Regions from separate parts of the Mus musculus genome. Here all the other regions are linked to region 3. A link is a loop called in an ENCODE intact Hi-C map of the cell type or tissue named here. Cell type or tissue: heart. All regions are shown on one strand.

Region 1 (8,000 bases), 160 kb after region 3:
ATAAGGTCATGTTCCAAGGTCACGCGTAGACATGATTCCTGCAGACGCTATCAAGCTACTACGAGCTCATTTTGTCACTCAGGGGACATTACAAAGGCAGTGACCTCAGAGTGGCCAGACTGAGTCTAGGTGAGTCCTGGAGAGAGTCGAGGGCACAAGGTGTGACTTTGAGGCAAAGGGGTGTGTGTGTGTGTGTGTGTGTGTGTGTGTGTGTGTGTGTGTGTGCGCGCGCGCGCGTGTGAGTGTGCCCATTGGCTAGACATTGTCCTTTACCCAAGAGCTCCCACAGCCTGGTACCCAGGGAGCTCTAAATCCAGGCCCAGGCTGTGGTTGAAACATGGAGTCAGAACTAATTGGTTGTTTCATTTGTTTGTTTTACCTTTTGAGACACGGTCTCACTTTGTAGCCTTGGCTGACTGAACTCACTGATAGCTGCCTGCCTCTGCCTCCTGAGTGCTAACAATTAAGGGCATACCCTACTATTCTTGGCTGTTAAACATTTACTTACTTTTTTTGTTGTTGCGTATGAGTGTTTTACCTACGTACTGTCTACTTTCCTGGCACTGGTGGAGGCTAGAAGAGGGCACTAGATTTCCTGGAACTTGAATTTACAGACAGTTCTAAATCTCCTTGTGGGTGTGAGGACAAAACCTGGGTCCTCTGGAAGAGCAAGCAGCCAGTGCTCTTAACCACCGAGCCACCTCTCCAGTCCCAAATTATCTGGATTAGGTTGGCTGGTAAGCTTGTCTGTGGAGGACTGTCTTGGTCTTTAGTAAGTATAGGAAGACCTAGCCCATTATGGGCAGCACCATTCCCTAGCAAAGGACCCTAAACAGTATAAGAGGAGAAAGCTAGGTGAGAGCAAGTGAGCAAGTGTACGTGTGTTTATTCTCTCTGCTCTTGACTGTGAATATGGCACCTTAAGTTCCTGCCTTGACTCCCTCACAATAATGGGTAGAGGCCTGGAAGTGTAAGTCACATAAACCCCTCTCCCCTAAGTTGCTTTTTATCAGGATACTTTATCACTGCAACAGAAACAAAGCCCAGGCACCAGTGTTTCTCTTGGCCATTCTCACCTTGACCGGTTCTTCCTTCCCTGAACTAGCTCCAGCTGCCACGATAATGTACTCAGGCCGAATGGCTTAAATGACAAACATCTGTTCTTCACAATTCTGGGGACTGTAAGTCCGAGGCCAAGGTCCTACTGGTTTGGTTGCTGGTGAGACCTGCTTCCTGCCTCAAGGTCTTGTCGCTGTGTCCTCACATGGTAGAGAGGCTGAACGCTGTCATCTCTTCTCAGAAGGATACACATCCTCTGGGATCAGGGCCCTACCCTTAGGACCTGGTCTAACCCAATCATTTCCTCTTGCTGCAGCCTGCCTGGAATGAAGGCTACAGTGTCATTGTGATGGTGGGTGGACAGTGCACCTCAAAGAGCTATTTTCCTCCTCTCCTTCTCTCAGTGAGAGAACACGTTCATGTATTTTTTAAAAAGACTTATTTATTATATCTAAGTACACTGTAGCTGTGTTCAGACACACTCTAGAAGAGGGCATCAGACCTCACCATGTGGTTGCTGGGATTTGAACTCAGGACCTTCGGGAGAGCAGTCGGTGCTCTTAACTGTTGAGCCATCTCACCAGCCCCCTGCTCCTGTATTCTATCCATGCCATTAAACACCTTCTGTGCACACGCCCTCGCTGGGTGGAGACTGATTTTGCTGAACTCCAGGCTTCATTAAACCCCAGGCTAGGAGCTGTCCACACACTTGACCTGCCTGCCTTCTTCCCCCCAAGCCTGGACTTATTCCCAAGCTTCCAACTTCTGGAGAGGCTGTTGAGTGAATGCAGAAGCCGCGATCCCTTAAAGGAAAACCAAGCACTAGACTCCCTGTGATCTGCCTAGGCGACCCTGGGTGGCCTCTCTTCCTGGGGTGCTGCCTCCTCAGTTGACACTCAGTCCTGCCAACAGTCCCTTCGCCAAAGTCCTTCCAGAGTCTCATTTACACATGCCATCTGTTTCCCCGCTGCGACGGTGACAGACACAATTTGGAAAGCAGCCAAGAAGAAGAGCAAGGGCCTGGTCCCTTCCAACATTTGTGGAGAGAAGGATGCAAAGGCAGACTTATGGTAGGTCAAGGACTGGAAAGGTCTGGGTCATGTTGGGGGCAAGCCTTCACCCACTCTCTCTGTGTCCCTGTTCTCATCATAAAGGACTCAGGCTCTCAGGTCCAGATAGGGATCCCTGGTCCTGCAAGAGAATGTGACCTAATATAGGCGGGTATTCACCCACCGCCCCTCCTCACTTTCCTGGTCTCTGACCTTGGTGAGGGTCTTGCTGGATTGGGGTGGGGCTTCTCTTGCAGGTTGTTTGCGGTTTGATTACAAAGTACCGGCTGCATTTCTTTGTCTGGCTTCTTCCTGCCTTGCCTGCCTTCCTGGCACTTTTTTTTTTTTTCCACCTTGAAAGAAAAATTGATTCCATCCTTTCAACCAGCTTCCTGAAGTCACTCCCAGAAGCCACCCACCCCTGCTGTGACTTCATCTGTGCCCTAGCCACTTTGCTCAATACTAGCAGCAGCCTCTCCTGGAGCCTGCAGCCCTGTGCTCTTAGGCCAGCCTGGGGGCACAGGAGGTTGGTTGCATAGGGTGGGCTGATTGGTGTGTGTGTGTGTGTGTGTGTGTGTGTGTGTGTGTGTGTTGCATGGTGTGTAGTCTGGGCTGAACATCCCGTTCCAGCCCAGTTTGTGTGTGCTCCTGCTCCACATGGCTCATTTTGGGAGATCATGGGTGGGACAAAGCCATGTGTCTGTCACGTCTGACAAGTCAGGGATCCGGTAGAAGTTCTTTAAGTTACCTTGTAGGGTTCTCTTCAGTCCCAAGGTCTGGACTTTAAAATCTTACACTCTCCCTACAGTGAGGAAGTGGCTGGACAGTCCAGGTCAGACTGGACAGGATGATTGCCCAAGTCAGCAGGTCATGGGAGTAGGGAAAGATGTCCTCCACTCCACGGAGCAGGCTTGCAGCCAGAGAGCATTCCAGGCTCTGCACAATTGGAGCTGTCTCCTTGCCCTTCAGGGTAGGATAGGAATGCACTTTCGCCATCCCTAGGGAAGTGGGACTTCCTGAAACGCCGGGAGCAGGTTCTGGAAAGGAGATAAGTTCACTGGCATCACCATGTCCCTGAGGAAACAAGGCCAGGAACCACCTAGACTTGGAACTCTGTACTTGCTCTCTAGTAAGGGACTTTGTGCACGACCGCCATGTTCCTTGCTCTATTGCCCAGGACGTGGGGTCCAGTCACAGGATAGGGTAGGAGTCAGCCTTGCAGGAGGCAAGACCAGAAAAAAGAGTAGTTGCTGGTGGCAGCTCTCAGCAAGTTTCTGCAGGTGGATACCCTCCCATTTTAAAATGAGGAGACACATTGCTGAGTTAAACAGTCTCCCCAAGAACACATGGGCCACAAGTTTTCTAGTAAAAGTGAAAGTCCTCGAATCTGTAGGTTGAGCAGAATGCAAGGGTGGTTGGTAGCTTGGGCTTGGTGGCATCGGAGGGGGCAGATCCAATCTGGCTGGAGCCCAGCCCAGGAAGCTGTGTGTAGCTGGATGTCTGCACATGGTGGCTGAGAAACAGTGAGAAACAGTGACCTGCCCTTCTGCAAGCACAGGCCAGGGACAAGAACCTTGTGGATTCTCACACGCTCTTCTGATCTTGGTTTTGTTGTTGTTGTTTTTTTTTAAAGATTTATTTATTTACTATATGCAAGTACACTGTAGCTGTTTTCAGACACGCCAGAAGAGGGTATCAGATCTCATTACAGATGGTTGTGAGCCACCAAGTGGTTGCTGGGATTTGAACTCAGGACCTCCAGAAGAACAGTCAGTGCTCTTAACCATTGAGCCATCTCTCCAGCCCTAGTCTTTTGTTCTGGAGCACCTTTCCATAAAGAATGCCAAGAACTCATGGTCGCCTTTAACAGAGCCAGGACTGGAATGGTCACTGACTGTTTAGAAGCCCTGGAATGCCCCGTGCAGGACCACTGGGTAGCATAGAGTAGAAGGACTCCTATGCCCTGCATAGAGATGCAGGCCACATCTCTGCACAGGTGTCATACTCTAGAGAAACTTTCAAGGTGGAATAGAAGGGGTGTTTTCTGGTCCCAGTTGCCTGATATAGTTCCTCGGGTGGGTGTTGGGGGTAGGGGTGGGGCATTTGGTCTAGCTTCATCTGTGTCGCCCCCAAGCAATCCTTGGACTTTGTCTGACTTCATCCTCACTAGAATGGTCCAATGAGAAGAGTGCACAGAGAGAGCTGGGTTCCAGGGTGACCTCTGACGAGTTCCCAGTTCCTCTCAGGCCTGCTTTGTGACCACCTTTGGAGTACTTCAGGACCCTTCTCTGCATTGCCCTGTTGCCGTTTGCTCACCAACAGAGGCCTAACTGAGGAGTCATTTTCCGGACATCTCCTCAATGGCCTGAGCCCCCTGGAGCAGGTATGGCAGCCAGAGTCCCCAGAGCATGGGTAGCACTGCCTATGACCCTGGGAGGTGGCTCCTAGACGGTGACTCTCAAGATCATAGCTGCTCTTGTCTTGTACTGTCCCTGGGGACTGGTCCGCTCAGGGCTCAGCTCCCAAACCTTGTCCAGCCACTTCCTGGGACTCTGTGGTGAGGCACTCGGCCTTTGTTTTCCCAGGCAGCCACATGGTGCCCCCTGCTGGCAACTGCTGTCACTGCCAGGGAGAAGGTGGAAGGCTGGAGGCCAGGACACAAAGGGCTTGCCTCTTGGCGGGACACACACACACACACACACACACACACACACACACGGGGTGGGCGGGGGGGTGTCCGGGGAGAGAGCACACAATGGACCCCACTGTCTCCTCTGCTCTCCTGACAGCCTTCATCCAAAGTCCCACCAACACTTAGAAAAACCCTGACTCACAAACCTGTATGGAGCATAAACTCAGGCTGAGACTGGGTCAGGACCACCAGGAACTAGAAGTGAGATAGACAGAGACGAATGAGGTATGCTACCCACAGGGGCTACATTCTGACAACCAAGTACCTGCAGAAGTTGCTTAACATACATGTGACAAATGGAGATACATGGTTAGGGTAAGGAACCCAGACACGGAGACCAGGTGGTCAAACTCTTAACCATCCTTCAAAACCCCAGCTGGGCCAGAATGATGGTGCACATCTTAGTGAGACCAAAATAAAAAGTAAAAAAGACTTCTTGCCTAGCAAGCACAAAGCCCTAGATCCACTCCCCAATGCTACAAAGTAACCAACCACCATGTTCAGGCTAAGAATAAAACCTCTTCTAAAGTCCTTCAAGGAGATCACCTGACACATTTCACTTCAGGTCAGAAGACAAGCGCATCTTTTTAAATTGCCACTTAATTAGTTAGTGAATGAATTACCCAGTTCATTCACTTGCATGACTCAGCTCTGTCCTTTCCCCATGTAAGGTCTGAACTCAGGGCATCAGGCTTTGTTGAGCCTTTAGCAAGACCACAGTGCAGTTCTTTATAGGGAGCAGGCTAGGCGTGCTTGCGTCCCGGTGAATTAGTGACGTTTCTATTGCTGTGATAAAGCACCATCACCAAGATGACTTAAAGAAAGAAGGGATTTACTTGTGCTTAAGGTTCCAGAGGGAGAGGAGACCGTCACCATCACCAGCACAGTGAGGGAGCGTGGCAACAGGCAGGCACGGCGGCAGGAGCAAGAAGCTGCGGGCTCGCTTCTTAAACTGCAAGCAGAAAGCAGAGAGACTCAGCTAGCAATGCTTGCATCTTTAAATTCTCAAAGCCCACTTTCAGTGGCACACTTCCTCCAACAAGGCCACAACTCCTAAGACTCCTCAAACAAGTGTTCACGCGCCAGAGACTGCAGGGGACATTTCATTCAAACTGTCACACCTGGGAATGGTGAATCATGCATTGCGAACCTGAGAACAGCAACGTGCTCCCTCTGAAACCTCACTGAGAACAGCAGAGTTCTCTCTCTTTGTATCTCTGTCTCTCTCTGTCTCTCGTGGTTTTTTTGAGATAGGGCTTCTCTGTATAGCCCTGGCTGTCCTGGAACTCACTTTGTAGACCAGGCTGGCCTCGAACTAAGAAATCCGCCTGCCTCTGCCTCCCAAGTGCTGGGATTAAAGGCACCCGCCACCACTGCCGGGCTCCCTCTCTTGTCTAGAGGTGATGGGGGAAAGGAGAAACAGACAGACACTTTCACATTATAAAGCCATTCCTTCTCCACACTGTAGGAAGAAGTGAGCAGATGCATGCATTTCTGGCTTAGCATTCAATGATGGCCATGGTCTGTCTGTCCTGGGTTAACTCCTTCCAGCCCAGGGCCCCAGAGTGGGCACTAAGGAGGCACAGAAAAGTACCCCAGAATTACAGCTCGGTATGTCAAGAAGTTCCTGAATCCCAACATCTACAAAATAACGGAAGAATGCAAAGAGAATGAGGAGAGAGCCCCAGAAATGTGGCTGACCACCTAATAGGAGGGGTGGGGCTGAGCTGGCTTCCTTTGTTGCCCGTGGCCTGGATGATCTGCCAGCTGGAAAGGGGTGGGACATACTTCTTAGGATGTCACTCTGCTGGCTCCTCAGATTGCCAGCTCTCAAAATACAAAGATTCTGTTCCCCTGTCTGTCCTATGGCATCGGCAATGACAGGAAGCAGCGAGTGCTGGTGTTCCTGTTATAGAGGCCAGAAGAGGGTGTCGTGGTCTTGTTCTCCACCTTACATATGTTTTTATTTTTTTATTTTATTTTTTGTTTTTTTTTTTGTTTTGGTTTTTTTTTTTTTTTTTTTTTTTTTTTTTTGAGACAGGGTTTCTCTGTATAGCCCTGGCTGTCCTGAAACTCACTTTGTAGACCAGGCTAGCCTCGAACTCAGAAATCCACCTGCCTCTGCCTACTGAGTGCTGGGATTAAAGGTGTGTGCCACCACGCCCATCTTAAACATTTTTTTTATTCATTTGTTTTATGTGCATGGGTGTTTTGCCTGTGTGTATGTCTGTACACCATGCAGGGTGCCCAGTGCCTGTAGAGCCATCTCCTCCATCCTTTCTCCTTTATTTTTTGACATGTGGTCTCTTATTGAATATGGACCTCATTTTTTCCCCCAGACTGGCTGGTTAGGAGGTTCCAGGATTCACTTGTCTCCACCCCATAACAGTGGATATGGCCGTGTCTAGATTTTACGTGGTGATGGGGATTTGAACTCAGCTCCTCTTGTTTGGCTAGCAAGCATTCTTACTCTCTGAGCCTAGCTCTCTCAATTGAAAAACAACATTTTCAGTCTTTAAGTGTGTGGGTAGGTATGTGCAGATAATGGGGCATCAGATCCCTTGGGGCTGGAGTTACAAGATGCTGTGACTTGCCAACATGGATGCTGGGAACTGAATCTGGGTCCTCTGTAAGAATAGTACCTACTCTTAACCACTGAGCCATCTCTCTAGCCTCTGGAAGCAACTATGGCCTTCTCTGTTGCTGTCTTCAGACATACTAGAAGAGGGCACCAGATCTCATTGCTGGGAACTGAACTCGAGACCTCTGGAAAACCAGTCAGTGCTCTTAACCTCTGAGTCATCTCTCCAGCCCATGAAAGCCTTCTCTGCAGCTCCTTTCTCAGTTTTTATTTTTTATTTATGTTATGTATATGAGTACAGTGTACTGTAGCTGTGCAGATGATTGTGAGTGGTTGCTGGGAATAGAGCTCCGGCTCTGCTCACTCTTGCCCAAAGATTTATTTATTGTTATATGCAAGTAAACTGTAGCTGTCTTCAGACGCAGCAGAAGAGGGCGTCAGATCTCAATACAGATGATTGTGAGCCACCATGTGGTTGCTGGGATTTGAACTCAGGACCTCCAGAAGAGCAGTCAGTGCTCTTACCCACTGAGCCATCTCGCCAGCCTGTTCCTTTCTCGTTTTAATGAGACTTTTTTTTTTGAGTAAATTCATTGTATGAGATAAGAAACCTCACTGC
Region 2 (8,000 bases), 76 kb after region 3:
ATTCTACAATGAACCATGTAAAGTAGGATCAACCTGTCATCACATTCTGTTCCCAAATACCAACTGTCCAACAGGCTATCAGCAAGTACCTACTATAGATCACCATATAACTGCATCAAAATACTTTGTTCACATGTCATTATCACAGAACACCTGACTTATTTGTAATAAGTAACATTCTCCCTTTTGCATTTTCTTTTGTTGATTTTTGTTTAATGGCCTTCTGTTGCTGTGATGAAACACTGTGATAAGCGAGAAAGGAGTGATCTGACTCACACTTCCAGAACACAAGCCACCTCAGGAGCTGAGTGAAGGGGCTTGCTGATTGATAGTTAGCTAACCTATTTTTTTAAAAATCTGAGCAAACATTTATTTCTTTGTTTTTCATGTTTGTGAGTGTGGGTAGGTAATTGTGTAGAGGTGAGCGTGGTAATGTCAGTGTAGAGATCAGAAGACAACTTGTTCTCTTCTACCATGTGAACCTAGGGGATCAAATTCAAGGTTGTCAGACTTGGTGGCAGATACTAGGATTATAATGTATACTACTACCACACCCAGCCATTGTTCTCTTTTTTTAAACCTTGCTTCTTGGGTAGAATTAGCTCCATGATTTCTGACAAACACCAGTGCTACAGAGCAACACACTGAAGACACAGGCTTCTCCCCAAGCCCAAGTATTGCCCTCACTACATTTTTTACAGGTTCTCCTCAGTAGCAGGCAGCCACAGATCTGCTCTTACGGTTCAGGTTTTGGGGGGTTTTTATTATATTTATTTACATAATTTATGCGTATGAGTAGTCTGTCTGCATAATCAGATTCTACTGCAGATGGTTGTGAGCCACTATGTGGTTGCTGGAAATTGAACTCAGGACCTCTGGAAGAGCAGCCAGCACTCTTACTGTTGAGCCATCTCTCCAGCACCAGGGATCAGTCTTAAACAGAATCACCATCACTCGGTGGTATTCCTTGATTTGTAGATTTATCCCTTCTGTTGTCTGCCATTATCAGTTAACTACTTGGTGTATCTAAGTTGGTTTCACTGTAGGGCTGTACTAAATCTGCTCATTTTCCAAGGAATGGGCATCTGAACTGTTCCCACTCACTAGGAACCAAGCTGCTACAAATCCTCCAATGGAGAGTTCTGTGTGAGCCTGTGTTTTCATCTTCCTTGGGGAAAACACCCAGGAAGAGGGCTGCTAAATCATATAACAATTATTATGTCCAACTTGTTAAAAAAAAAAAAAAACATTTTCCAAATCAAATTGTCTCTCACAGTAAAGCAGAGTTTCATTTGTTCCACACATTTGTCACTTGACAGTATCACCCTGTTTAGTTCTAACATAGCCAGGCCTCACTGAAGTTATAATCTGCCTTTTCTGATAGCTACTAATGTGAAATACCCTTTTCTGTATTGTTGTCACACATACAAAATGGATGATATATCCATTTTCACCATCTTTAATTGATTTTTAATTGTTCTACATTTAAAACTTTTTATTTGTTTATTACCATCCTGTGCGTGTGTGTACACACCAGCTTGTGGAGGTTAGAACAACCTTGTGCAGTTCTTTCCTCCCTCTAACTTTACATAGCTCTAGGGATCAAACTGGGATCATTAGATACAAGTGCCTGTATCTACTGAACCACCTCACTACCCCCAACCATGTTTTTAATAGCTTATCAATAAAAAAAAAATGTTCAAGCCAGGTGGTGGTATATGCCTTTAACCCAGCACTCAGAAGACAGGGGTAGGGGGATCTATGAGTTCGAGGCCAGCCTGGTCTACAGAGTTCCAGGATAGACAGGGATATACAGAATAAAAAATAAAAATAAAAAAGAAAGAAAGAAAGAAATAGAATTTGACAATAAAGCATCTCCTTGCCACTGTACAACACTCTGTTTGCTCCAAATAACTAATATGGTAGAATGTGCAAAAAACAAGTAGAAGGAAACTAGAACACATCCCTGCTTTTCTCTCAGCCTGAAAGTAAGAATCTTAGGAAATGCAGCCTGCATTTCTAGGAAATGAAACTCTTCCCCACTGTGGCCATTTGTTTTGTTCTTTGAACAAGAATGTATAACCCAGGCCAGCCTTAAATTCACTGTGAAACTGAGTGACTTACCATTTTTTTCTACTATTGTGACACCTATAAGAAGCAACTCAAAAGGCAACTAAGAAATGCTGAGAATATAGAATAGAAAAAAGCACATCAACTGGTTATGTTGAATACCAAAGCTGAGCCCTGGTAACACAGAACTACAAGAAACATTGTGCAGATTAAACAGACTGTACTGTGTGTTTAGGAACACACATATACAAACAACAAAAATTAAAGAGACCACAAATTTGAAAAAGAGCAAGGGAAGATACATGGGAGGATTTAGAGGAAAGAAAGGAAAGGAAGAAATGATGCAATTATTCATAATCTGAAAAAGGAGGGGCAAATTATTTCTTTAAAAAGGCAGCAACTCAGGGGGCTGGTGAGATGGCTCAGCGGGTAAGAGCACCCAACTGCTCTTCTGAAGGTCCTGAGTTCAAATCCCAGCAACCACTTGGTGGCTCACAACCATCTGTAACGAGATCTGACTCCCTCTTCTGGGGTGTCTGAAGACAGCTACAGTGTACTTACATAGAATAAATAAATAAACCTTTTTTAAAAAAAAGGCAGCAACTCAGGGAAAAAGGGTCTAATATGGCTCACAGTAAGGGTACAGTCCATCATAGAAGGAAGGCACAGGCATAGGAGCATGAAGCAGCTGGTCACAATGAATCCATACTCAAGATGCGGACAACTGCCAAGTGTATTGAACACTTTAATCCCAATGCTTAAGAAGCAGAGACAGGTGGAGCTCTTTGAGTTAGAGGACAGCCTGGTCTACACAGGGAGTTCCAGGCCTGCCAGGACTACATAGTGAGACCCTTTTTTAAAAAACAAAAATTATGGGGGCTGGAGAGATGGCTCAGTGATTAAGAGCACTAACTGCTCTCCCAAAGGTCCTGAGTTCAAATCCCAGCAACCACATGTGGCTCACAACTATCCATGAGACCAGACACCCTCTTCTGATGTGCCTGAAGATAGATACAGTGTACTTACATATAATAATAAATAAATCTTTAAAAAAAAATTCTGAAAAGATGGCTCAGTAGTTAAGATCACTGGATGCTCTTCTAGAGAACCTGGGTTCAATTTTCAGCATCTACATAGTAGCTCACAACTGTCTGTAACTCCAGTTCCAGGGGATCTAACACCCTCACACAGACATATATGCAGGCAAAGCACCAGTACACGTAAAATAAAAATAAATTTTAAAAGAGGAGGAGGAGGAAGAGGAGGAAGATAAAGAGGAAGAAGAGAAAGAGGAGGAGGATGAAGAGAAGGAGGAAGAGGAAGAAGAAGAGGAGGAGGAAGAGGAGGAGGAAGAGGAGGCAGAGGAGGCAGAGGAGGAGGAGGAAAGATATAGGCAAGGATGAATAACATGACTCAACTGCTTTCTCCTTCGTGCTCTGGGTCTCCAATCTGAGGGATAGTGTCATCCATACTCAGGATGAGTTCTCCCTCTTCAGTTAGACCTTGCTGTAAAAATTCTCACAGACACACCCAGAGGTACATTTCCTCAAAGACTATAAATCCAATCAAACTGTCACTCCTGCCCATCACATCCTCAGAATGCTGGGAGTGCAGGGTATATCACCATGTTTGACATTTACAAGTATTTGGTGAAGATAAACTCTCAGCGTGTGTGTATAAACAAGAAACTGGATATTATTTGCAAACATTATAGAAATGATAATGTATTCAACAAGTCAATCCATTTAAAAAGGAAATGCAAATTAGAAGAAGTAGCTCGGTAGATGGCACTATTCCCCTATCTGTTAAATGCATGACCACCACCTGTTCATTTGAGTATGCTCAAGATTAAGCTTTAATCAAAAGAATTATAGAAGTTGGCACTGCTGTAGGGAAAGGAACTCTGCAAATTTCTTAACTTGAGACTCGGTTTCTCATCGATGAATGAAAACATAAAATCAGTACTTTAAAAGCTGGAGAGGGGCTGGAGAGATGGCTCAGCGGTTAAGAGCACCGACTGCTCTTGAGAAGGTCCTGAGTTCAAATCCCAGCAACCACATGGTGGCTCACAACCATCTGTAATGGAATCTAATGCCCTCTTCTGGAGTGTCTAAAGACAGCTACAATGTACTCACATACATAAAATAAATAATTCTTAAAAAAAAAAAAAAAAAAAAAAAGCTGGAGAGAAGCACTTTGTGTGCACATGAAGAGTGTGAATTCAGGCTAGGCGTGGTGGCGCACGCCTTTGATCCCAGCACTTGGGAGGCAGAGGCAGGTGGATTTCTGAGTTTGAGGCCAGCCTGGTCTACAGAGTGAGTTCCAGGACAGCTAGGGCTATACAGAGAAATCCTGTCAAAAGGGAAAGAAAAGAAAAAGAAAAAGAGAAAAAGAAAAGAAATAGAGAGTTCAGCAGTATGGTGATGGCAAACACCTTTAGTCTCAGCATGAGTTCAAGGCCAGCTTGTTTACAGGACAGTTTCCAGGACAGTCAGGGTTACACAGAGAAACTCTCCAAAAAACAGTGAGTTCAAATCCCAGAACTCACTATCATCCTTTACAAAGCCAAGTGTGCAGCCCAGAGAGATGGCTCGGTGGTATGTACCTTTATCCTATGACAAGGGAATCAGAAGCAAAAGGATCTCTGTGAATTTGAGGCCAGCATGGTCTACATAGTGAGTTTAAGGCCAGCCGGGACGACATAGGAAGACACTATCTCAAAAAACCCAAGAGAGTGACTTGGTGAAGATAAACTCTTGCAGAAGACTCAAGTTCAGTTCCCATTACCCCACATCAGGCGACTCAAAACAGCTTGTAACTACAGCTGCAAGGAATCCAATGCCTCTGACCTCCACAGATAACTGCATTCCACAGGTACACACACCACAGAATTTAAAATCAATCTTTTTTTTTTTAAACCCAGATTTGTAGCACAAGCATCTATACTCCCAACACTCCTTTCAGGACAAGAAGCAAAGACACAAGAATCCCAGGAAGCTCAAAAGCCTGCTAGTCAGAAGAAACAACAATTTAAACAAGGTAGAAAGTGAGGAACACTACACCAACACATGAATACTATGGCACATACATAAGAAATAAGGTTCATAATTCACCTAACACACAAATGGCAGCTATAATGGCTGTGACTATAATGTTCTAGCCATAATTCTTGAAACACAATGTCATGACTGAAATGTGTGTTCTCCACATACCTAGGTGTAAATGGGAAGCTTAAAACCCAGCTCAATACAAGCCCCACCCATCCATGAATTATATGCATTCACACGAAAGGCACTGTGGTGTCTGCAATTGCGAAGACTATGTGTAGGCCTTATTTCTAATTATCTGTCTCAGCATTTCAATATAAGCAGTGCTTCTTTTCAAAAACAAGCAATTCATCAACTTCTGGCTTTTCACCATCTCATCCTTGAAAGCTGGTTTTCCCTGGGGTTCTACAGGTATTCTTGCATGCCTCAAAGACATGTTCCCATGCCCCAATTGCCCTCTCCAAAGCATTTTAGCAAGCAATTTCCTAAGTTTCTCCTAGAATTCATCCAATTCCTGGAAATCAAGACTGAGGCAGCACTATAGCTCTGATTCCTACACCCAGTGAATTAATTGGCTTGGATACCCCAAGGCCAAAGTCATTACTTCTGTGACAAGTATTCTTAAAAGATTTCCTCATGAAACAAGATATGAAACACACTTTTAAATTTACCCTTTGGATACACGTGGTCTAATATGCTCTATGTTTAAGTCTTAGGACTATAATAAAAAAATCTGTCATCCAGTTTAATAATGTGAGCCTAATTCCCATGTAATCTGGTTTAAAATCCACAAGGTACTGTCTGTATTAAGGCAGTATAGTATGTACAATCCAGTAAAAGTCCCAGCAGACAAGACTTTTAATTCAGTGAAACCTAACAAGTCATTTCTACAATCCCAGGCTTTTGCTCCCATTACTTTCCCCCACTAAGAAGACCCCTTCTTCAGGGGTCCTCTGAAAGAATAGCCAGTGCTCTTAACTACCAGGCCATCTCTCCAGCCCCTCTTTCTCTATTTTTAAATCTTTGGGGAAATAAAGGCTAGGAGCAAACTATTGCCCACTTTAGTGGCAAAGTGATATAGTATAAAGGATGTGCTCAAAGACAGCTGGAATCCATATACACACTACCAGCTCTAACATGTGTCAGCTACTCATTCTGAGAAAAGCAGCTTCCTCAACCTGATCTTCCTCACACACATCTGAGTAGTGGTTACGTCTACATCATGAGTCTCTCTCATATGTAACTCTACCCCCTATCTCCTACCTGTACACAAACTACTAACAAATCCTACTGTCATGACATCCTAAGTCCACTTCTTTGATTCCTAGTTCCCTAGCCCATGTCATCTCTGCTACACACCTGATTCCCTTCATAACATCCCAGTGGATGTAGTGTGTCATGAGCTGAGTCAGACTTCAACAAGAATGACCAGCTCCATCAAACACTGCACATTCTGTCTGCACTGCTGTTCACTCAACTACAACGTTCTTAGAACCGTGGATCTACTTAGGTTCTACGTTCATCACTGCCACATCCGGCTCACAACTCACTTAGCAGCAAGGCTTATTGTAGCCGTTCTATGTACACCTTAAACTCTAACTACACACTGTAGCATGATTTCCTCCACTGTACTCCCCTCACATACGTAACATGGGGTACTCCTTAGGTTCACAGCTTATCAGCTGCTTTACTTCTCTCTTCAAGGCACTCCTGGCTTTTTTTTTTTTTTTTTTTTTTTTTGATGTCTCTACTTAAAGCAATTAGAACCATGGCTGGCACTTAATATGAACTTGGCATCCTGAACTTAGACCTGCAGAAGAATTTTAATCCAGCAACATGGCTGCTCTGGCAAGGGATTACATCCAAAGACTTAGGTCTGTGTAATCCAGTTGGAATATAGACAGTCCACACACCTTTAATACCTCTGGTTGGAATACAGATGCGTCCTTAGTACACACCTCTAATCCCAAACAATGTAAGCAAGGTTAGTTTGTAAAAGGAAGTAGCCATGTTTGATAAAACAAATGTTTGGGGTGTCTTAAGATAAAGCTCACTGGGTAATGGCACTTGTCCCAAGTCTGATAACCTAAATTCAATCTTCAAGACCTACATGAAAAGGAGAGAACTAACTTCAACAAGTGACATTGAATTGAAGGGCAGACAAAGTGCTTAATCAGAGAAAGATCTGATAGAATGAGTCAGAGATAGGATAATCCCAACACTCAAAAGAACAGCACAAGAAAAGAGAGGCAACTTAAAGAGAACAGACCAGAAAGAAAGGCAATAGGGAGTGGGGGAAAGGACAGTTTTACAGAGACAGGTTGCAGGTGAAGACAGAACAAGCCAGAAAATGAAAAGGAACCAGATTAGAACAGATTGCCAGTTAGTTTGAGACCAAACAGAGCAATTCAGTCAGAAGCCAAGAGAAGCCAGTTTGAATCAGTCATCTTAGAGAAGAGTTTGGACCAGAGCAGCTGAGTTAAACCTAAGCCTCCAAGACAACAATTACATCTAGCTAATAAAAGTTACTTTTGGGGCTAGAGAGATGGCTCAGCGGTTCTTCCAAAGTTCCTGAGTTCAATTCCCAGCAACCACATGGTGGCTCACAACCATCTGTAATAGGATCTGATACCCTCTTCTGGTGTGTCTGAAGTCAGCTATAATGTACTCATAAATAAAATAAATAAATCTTTTTTTTAAAAAAAGGTTACTTTTAAATCCTTACATAATATCAACACAATCTCCAAAGCCCTCAGTGGCTTCATGATCAAAATGTAGACTAATGAGTTCTACTCCTCTAAAGACTTCTAACAGAAAAACAAGTAAGTACATCTGTAATAATAAGGAAGAGTCACCAAAAGACAAAGATCTGGATTAGACTGG
Region 3 (8,000 bases):
ATAGGAAGACCTAGCCCATTTGGGTGGTACCATCCTGGATTGGTGGTCCAAGATTCTATAAGAAAGCATGCTGAGCAAACAATGAGAAGCAAGCAAGTAAGCATCTCTCCATGATCTCTGCGTCCAGGTTCCTTCACAGGTTGAGTTGCTGCCTTGGCTTCCTTCAATGGACTGTGTCAGGATACACTAGCTAAATAAACTCACTCCTTCCCAAGTTGCCTTTGTCCATAGTGTTTCATCACAATAACCCTAAGTTATCAATAAGCCTAACAATTCAATAATTTGATGCCCAGGCAGGTCTCACAATAGTAAAAGTGGAGAACCAATCCCATAAATTGTATTGTGATTTTCATGTATGTTCTGTGGCATGTCCAAGAATGCACAAGCATTTGTGTATATGAGCTAACATACAAAAAAAACACATATATGTACTTACATACATATACTAAGTAATAAATTAAAAAAAAATTTTTTTGGAGAGCACTTAAGAAAATGGTTCTCGGCCAGGCAGTGGTGGCGCACACCTTTAATCCCAGCACTTGGGGTGCAGAGGCAGGTGGATTACTGAGTTCGAGGCCAGCCTGGTCTACAGAGTGAGTTCCAGGTCAGCCAGGGCTACACAGAGAAACCCTGTCTTGAAAAAAAAACAAAAACAAAAACAGAAGAAAATGGTTCTCAAAACCTTCATAACTGAAACTGGTGCATCTATAGAGAATGGTAACTAAAAATTAGCTCTGCTTATATCCCAATGCCCAGCCGAATAAAAGTACAACTTCTCTGAGTCAGCTTCCTATAAATCCCTAAGACCCTTAGTCACCACAACTACTAAAGCATGACCAGTACCCCTTATATCTCCTTTGACCACTCTTTCTGCCTCTGTTTCTTGGCTTTCAATCTGTCTTGTTATCTGGTTCTCCTTATTCCCTACTGTAAAAGCTGCAAGCCTCTTGCCTTAGCACTTAAGCCCACAGAGAGCACTGGCCATAGAGATCACATCTGACTCTACTAAACAGGGCTGAGCCCTCACCACACTGCCAGATCCAGGCCTAGATTCTATAGAAAAGCAGTCGGGAGGAGCTCAGACAAGAGGCCAGGAAGGTCGGAGCTGGGAAAGCCTCAACAGTGCAGCAGCCACAGTACTGAACTCTCTCTCTGAACTCTTCTCGAGCTCTATTTATTTGTCAGGTAGCTGTTCATTTTCCATTCAAATAAGAACTATCAAATATGCTATATACCTAGTGCTAGACAAACCTATTGTGTAAAAATATGAAGACAAAAAACCCAAACAAGTCAGGAGCTATAAAATTACAAATTCAGAAAGAAAAATAAGCCCTTTAGATACTGAGTAGGGTCTAGACTGGAGAGATGTTTTCCATTCATGCATGGGCATAGAGAACAGGGAGGCCAGAGCAGGAGAATCAGGACATGACCAGGTTCCACTGAGCTTCCATCAATATCTGCCTCAAACAGGCACTCACCCATGGGCTGTACTCAAGTCACTATTTTCAATATAATGATTATAAATGATTTCTAAATATAAAACAGCATCTTAGACTCTAAAGATGGCAGTCATACTTGTGACGTTTTTTACACATGAAAATCTGAGGAGACAGCAGTTTTCAAAAGTCACCAAAGGCATCGTCATTTGAGAATCACTGATACATAAAACACAGCCACTAAATGAATGCTAGCTAGAGCAATGTTAAGCTGTAAACACTGTGGCTTACCCTGTTTCCATGCCTCTACAGTCCTCCTATTCCTGAGCTACCAGACAGGTATTGAATTGAAATATACATATTTATCTGTCAAACACCATCCCTACAGAAGACTCTTTGTTGCAGAAATAAGAGACTATGCCCCATACTGTGAGGCTGGCAAATGGAACCCTTCTTGGACCAAATCCTATGTTCTCCCTCCATAACCTGGTGTTTGGAGGTGTGCTCTGGATTGGATAGGAAACAACATTCAGAGCTGCTCTGTCTCCAATGATAACACTGCTGGAGTAGGATTCCAAAGTTGCCACCAAGAAACCACACGGAAGTAAGAGATTGACCATTATACTGTGCATATGTAGAGTTCAGCAATGCAAACATGCACAAAGGAAACAGTGACAGACACACAAATGCAGCACTTACACACATAAACACACACACACACACACACACACGTTAGACCTAGTGGTGTACACACACACATAAGACACACAAACAGAGGATCCAGTGGTGTATAAATGCACAGACAGACATGGAACACAGTGATACACAGGGGCCCCAGCAATGGTAAATGCACACACACAACAGAGACATACATGCATGTGGGGATGCAGCAATGCACAAATGCACACACTGCACATGATTCACTATGATTCTTTAATGCAGTATTCCTTTTCTTTTGTATATCAAAATATTCAAAACTTGACAAACCTTGGTGACAGGGCTGCAGCATGAACTATTTCTAGTTTTGCACTTAGGTGTTTATTACAACCATCAAGTAAAGCCAAGGTTCTATGGAGAAAGGCTGAACCTGCGAAAATGTACTTGCCTGAAGTTAACAGACTCCTATCTTACACAGTCAGCTGTGCCATTGCAGCTTTATCATGTAAGGGAGAAATGCACCATTTCACTTTATTAAAGGCAAGTTTTCAGTAGGTAAGGTATACATGCAGAGCTTTATATTAGATTATGATAAAGTAGACTCTAGTTACCTTGACAGAATCCAGTAAACTCTTAGGAAAAAATCGCTTTAAACCAACATCTTTTCTGAAATATAGAAAGAAGCATATTAGCAAATAACAGCATAAAAAAAAAAACAAATAACAGCATCAATCAGTAATAACATACTTGAAAGAATGCAAAAGTAGTTTATTCTTCTGTTTGTTCATGAAAGAACCAATTATAATCAAGCTCCAACCAGTCAGCAAACTCATGGAAGAAGATAAATTACTTTGTAGCTATGCACAAAAACACGATTACAATCCATTTCAATAGAAATCTTTGGTTGTTTCCCCTCTACTGTTGAAGTCCTTTTTGAAAAAGTCCCATTTGCCTTACTGCAAATGGCCGTGTAATGAAACTGTTCTTTCTCAGGTGTGGCGTAGAGGTGATCCTTATGCACACGAGTTCCTCAACTGCCTAATTAATAATAAACTGCTGGAACACAGTCCAAGAATGGAACTCTGTGACGGGAATTCTGAGTACTTGTAAAAAAGTAAGACAAGAGTCTCAGTTTCTTCAAAAACACAAAACTGTTTTTGGAAAATGCTTTTGTGTCCCTCCCAAATGTAGCAGATAGGAGTTTACTTTAGATTATTTATTACAACTGGTAATTGCTGTTTGTTTACATGCCACTATGGGAAACCCTGTTTTTTCCATGTGATTTGTCTACCACATGCAGCTTACCCTTGTGACTGGACACTTTGCTCATGTGACTCCTAACCCTCACAGTATAAGTTGTTAGATGTTCTAAATAAAGTTGGCTGTTGCTTCAGACTGGAGTTCACCTCATCTTTAGGGCTGGCTCCCCCAGGTTCACACCAGCTCTAAAGCAGTAAACAGTAAACCTTTCAAACGTATCTGAAGTGGTGATTGCTGTTCTCCCTGATTTTCTTTTGGGGGAGGGGTTTCTCTGTGTAGTCCTGGCTGCCCTGGAACTCATTCTGTACACCAGGCTGACCTTGAATTCAAGAGATTTGCCTGCCTCTGCTGCCCAAGTACTGAAATTAAAGATGTGCATTACCAAAGTCCACCTTTCCTTGACTTTAAAATTTATTAACTCATCCCTAATCACTTTTCTTCTTCTCAACATCACAAAATGGGAAAAGGAATAATAAGTCAAGTGATTAGTCCTGGTTCAAAAACTAAATGTGTAGAAATGTGAGAAATCCCAACAATTTTGACAAGTTGGGCTATAAACTGGGGCCTGCTATTATTAAAAACCTCAGAACAAGAAACACATTGAAAAAAAAAAAAAAAAAAAACAGGTTAGGCTTGTTTGAAATGTACCACTTTTGTGTGCTGAACTAGCAGTCTGTCCACTAGATGGCACTGTTTTCCAGGAAGATGAAATGTACATGAGAAGACATGAGATCAGGAAATCATGAAAATACAGAAAAGGACCAAGGACAAAATTTAATGTCAGGTACTGTACGGGTGTCTTTCTGCAGAGGTACAAGGGGGGAAGCTAAGTAAATATGAAGTATCAACAAAAAGGAGTTGTTTCACAATCACTTTATAGTCAAAACCACAGAAATCACGGGGTTTGTATGGTTGACCTCCCATCCAATTAAATTCATTAACCTATAATCTGAGCAGCAGCACCCGAATCAATTGACTCCTTGTTAAACCAATTTACCACATCCAAAAGTCACTTTCTTGGCTCTGGCCTGCTGTTTTCTGGTTTTACCTGCCAAGGAACTGCTCTACAGTAATTTCACTTCATGTCTCATGCCCAAACCCTATTTAATTGTCCCATATGTAAATAAACATACATAAATAAACAGAACCATAGCTTTTAGTGAAACTCTACTATATTAGTAGATACCAAAAGGTATATCCTGAATGCATTTAAATCCATCTGATTAAAAACAAAACCACAGCAACAAAATAAACACAAACCAAACTCAAAGGAGAATTTGAGAACACTGCCAAACTGCAGTCCCCCAGGTCAGGCATACGCTATTAGGCTCCTTCCTTACTTCAGTGTTACTATGGAGGACATACACATAATAACAGGTCAATAATATTAGGTTAGAGCAGGATTGCTCAACACTGTAGCAAATGGCTATATGTAAATTAGCTAAATTAAAAGTGCTGTTCCTGGCTTTAGCAGCTCTGTGTCCAGTGTTCAAGAGTCTCACATGTGGAAAATACCTACTGACTGGATAGGGCAGACCAGACCCAGAATGTTTCCACCATCCTCAGCACAGAGTGCCAAGGCACACAGCTGTGTTGGTGACTACCTAACATTCAGTACCCTTCCTGCCCAGTGCACCTGAAGGTCCCTCAATAAGGACAGAGATGGTAACAATAACACTGGGAATGAAAACAATTACCATGGGGACAACCACATAAGCTCCAGAGTTCCTCAAATAGGGCAACAGGCACAGAGGGATGTGGAGAGCTGGCCCACAGCACTGACACAGCATCAAGACAGAGCCCACATAACTGTCTTTACCTCAGAGCCTTTTCCTGAAAGCAATCCCACGTTGCAAAAAGGGTTCCTGTGACATGCACTCTATGTTCAGATGATTTTGACTTAAGGTATAGGGAACTTGTGCTCATCTGTTTTCTCCTGACAGATGCCTTCATTTTGGTTTTTGGTCTTTTAAAAGGTTTCTTGGTTTGTTTGTCTGCTTGTTTGTAAAGACACTGATTATGTGGCTAAGGCTAGTGTCACATTCATGATCCTTCTTCCTAGGCCTTCCAAGAGCTGGAAAGATAGCTGTGTGCCTGGTCTATAATTCCTCATGTAACATTCTCAAACAACTAACCTGTGATAATATGAAAAGTTCTAAAACCTAACAATGCTTCAAGCCAACCAATTTAGCATTTGGGATCTACAGCCAGTGAGCCTTCCTGCAGAACTTTCTTAATGTCTGTTTACTCAGATTAAAATGTTTCTATTTTCCCTTTGCCTCTGTCAATCTTGGAGCCTTTTCACCACTGTATTGGTTGTCCTGTCTTTCAGTATGCTCTTGCTTGGAAAGTTGTACATGCCTTCCCTTCCTCACTGACACCATATGGGTATCCAGAATGGAAGAGACAGAAAAGCAGTATAGGCAGGAGGACTCCTCTCCAGCTGCATTGTTTCTCCAGTGCTTCAGAATCTGTGGTGCTATGAAGTCTGAGACCTCATTCTGCATGTGTATGTTCATGTCCACAAACCAAAGCACACGGGCCTTTGTGACTTCTGATTAGACTATACCCAACTTACATATTGAAGAGGAGCTAAGTGTGTAAGTGAAGAATCCTATGTCCATGTAAACTAATATGCTACAGAGGGAGAGAGAGATTCTCCTCAGTGGTGCAGCCACTGGGAAGTTGGCCATGTTCCTCCTGTAAGTAACTCCTTACCCAGGTGTTTGTCATTATCCTGACTGGTTACATCCTCCCTCCCCTCAAAATCAGCAAAGTGAGAAGTTAAGGCCCAGGTGGTAGGATTCTACCCTCAGTAACACCACATCAAAGTCAGAATTTTAACAGTGCATTACCCTACCGCTTGGAGTGTGACTCTTATCTAAACCTGTGGCCCCCTGTGGCAGCCTCTTGGCCTCATTTTCAGATTTACACGGAAGTCTCATCTAACTTCTATTAAGTCTGTCCATCAGGAATGTGAAGGAGTAGGTGAGGCTGCACCCTCACTGACAGAAGCCAGGCAGTGGTGGTGCATAACTTGGATCCCAGCACTGGAGAGGCAGAGGCAGGCAGAACTCTGGGGTTCAAGGCCAGTCTAATATACAGAGCTAGTTAAGGGACAGTCAGAGTAACACAAAGAAACCTTGTTTTGAAAAACCAACCACTCCTCTGAAAAAAGGAAAAAAGAAAAGGCACCCTAGGTCTGTCAAGCTTAGAATGACAAAAGGGAAAGTAATAAAAATCTTTAGTTTATGGGAAGAAAAAAGAAAAGCAAACAAACAAAGGTATCCAAATAGTGTGGGCCTATATAGTTAGATATTCATTTTATTATTTTAAACATGATCAAAATCTTTCTTGTGAAATGTGGTAAAATTGAAAGGTATTCTGTAAGTTATCACACTTGAGTTTTCTTCTAGTAGGATCTGACTACTAGACTACTAAAAGTATATGGACTACTTAATGATTTTTTTTTTCCTCATAGAAGGAAAAACAAAGAGAGGCTCTTGAAGCTGTTAATAAACAGGTAACATTCTGAATGTGAACATTTTTTCTGTACTGAAAAGTATACAAATTGTAAATGGCTCCAAGCTACCCACCGGCCCTTGAATGGGAGGGAGGCTTACTGGGTACTGTGCAAGCCAGGCATGGCAGATAGGAACCACAAGTATCACCTTAGCTAACACTGCTCCTAGGGCACAGACCTGGCTCTGCAGTATGCATGATAGAAGATAAGAACTAAGCAAGGTGTCTGTAAATATCTGTGAAGCACTGAGAAAATTAACTACTAATCTAGAAATATAAACAGAATAAATCTACTTTTCAAGAAATGAGGAAATTAAAAAAGATTCCAAGATGACAAAAAGAATTTTGCCACCAAAAACTATACATAAAATATATAGGTTGGATACAATGGGCTTGTAACCCCAGCATCTGGGAGATGGATGGAAGGGAGCTGTAGTTCAGTGTCATTCTGGGATGTACTCCAAGTTCAATGTCAGCTTGAGACTAGCTCAAAAAGTCAAAACCAACAAACAAATTAACATTCTTATAAGCAACCTACTTCATGAAAACAGAAGACAGGAATGATGGTAAATATCTATAATTCGGACTTCTTGGAAACTGAAGCATCCCAAGTTCAAGGACAGCCTGGACTCTGGGCAAGTGAAACCCTAAGAAACACAGATGAGCAGGAAGGCAGGCAGGCAGGCAGGCGCACACGCACACACACACCAGTAATGTCTCCAAACAGATTGAGATACTGCAAAGATGGTTTGGTTGATAAAGTTAATACAACATGCAGGTCTGCAGGATGCCCTGGCTGGCTGTCTACACTCAGTTCTATGGGAACTTCTAGTGAAATTCATAGTTGAAGCTGTGTATATTGAGAGATGAAAAAACCTAACATTTGGACAGTGAACTGGGAACTAAGGGAGGCAGAAGTGGTAACATTCCTTGGATCTCCTCAGAAGTAATCACTGCAATTTTCAGAAATGCAGCCTGTGTAACCCAAGTCACCTCATCTAAGATTAAGTGGGAGTCAAGAGTAGCAGAAGACTTAAGACAACCCTGTATGACAAGATTAGTATCAAGTACAAAGCATAAGACAATTATGCAAAAGAAAAAAGGGGGAAATAAAACAACACGTAA

What was found. A loop is a pair of places that touch in the nucleus more often than their neighbours do. Peaks named below come from ENCODE experiments on the same cell type or tissue, not always from the same donor. Only the 100,000 strongest peaks of a DNase experiment are listed, where the experiment ranks them.
Region 1: it touches region 3 in a loop (7-fold over the local background); 29 of 42 quality-filtered maps call a loop at or near these places.
Region 2: a loop joins it to region 3, with 1.9 times the contacts of the local background. A loop is called at or near these places in 2 of 42 quality-filtered maps.

What each region holds. Positions count from the first base shown.
Region 1 is chr15:73,468,256-73,476,255 of GRCm38, forward strand. No RefSeq gene overlaps it. Among named protein-coding and RNA genes, the nearest start is that of Dennd3, 40 kb to the right of the region's middle. In heart, CTCF peaks have their summits at 4,703 (motif pointing left) and 7,515; DNase peaks (open chromatin) are centred at 1,966, 3,076 and 4,736; H3K27ac peaks cover 2,476 bases.
Region 2 is chr15:73,383,425-73,391,424 of GRCm38, forward strand. The region is part of intron 2 of Ptk2 (PTK2 protein tyrosine kinase 2); the gene reads right to left. Among named protein-coding and RNA genes, the nearest start is that of Ptk2, 36 kb to the right of the region's middle. In heart, a CTCF peak has its summit at 3,850; no DNase peak of the experiment used is centred here.
Region 3 is chr15:73,307,111-73,315,110 of GRCm38, forward strand. Ptk2 (PTK2 protein tyrosine kinase 2) reads right to left here. Exons shown (of 35, transcript NM_001358046.1): 8 at 2,705-2,759. Gm41344 (a long non-coding RNA gene) reads left to right here and starts at 3,990. Exons shown (of 2, transcript XR_875404.2): 1 at 3,990-8,000. In heart, a CTCF peak has its summit at 4,037 (motif pointing right); no DNase peak of the experiment used is centred here.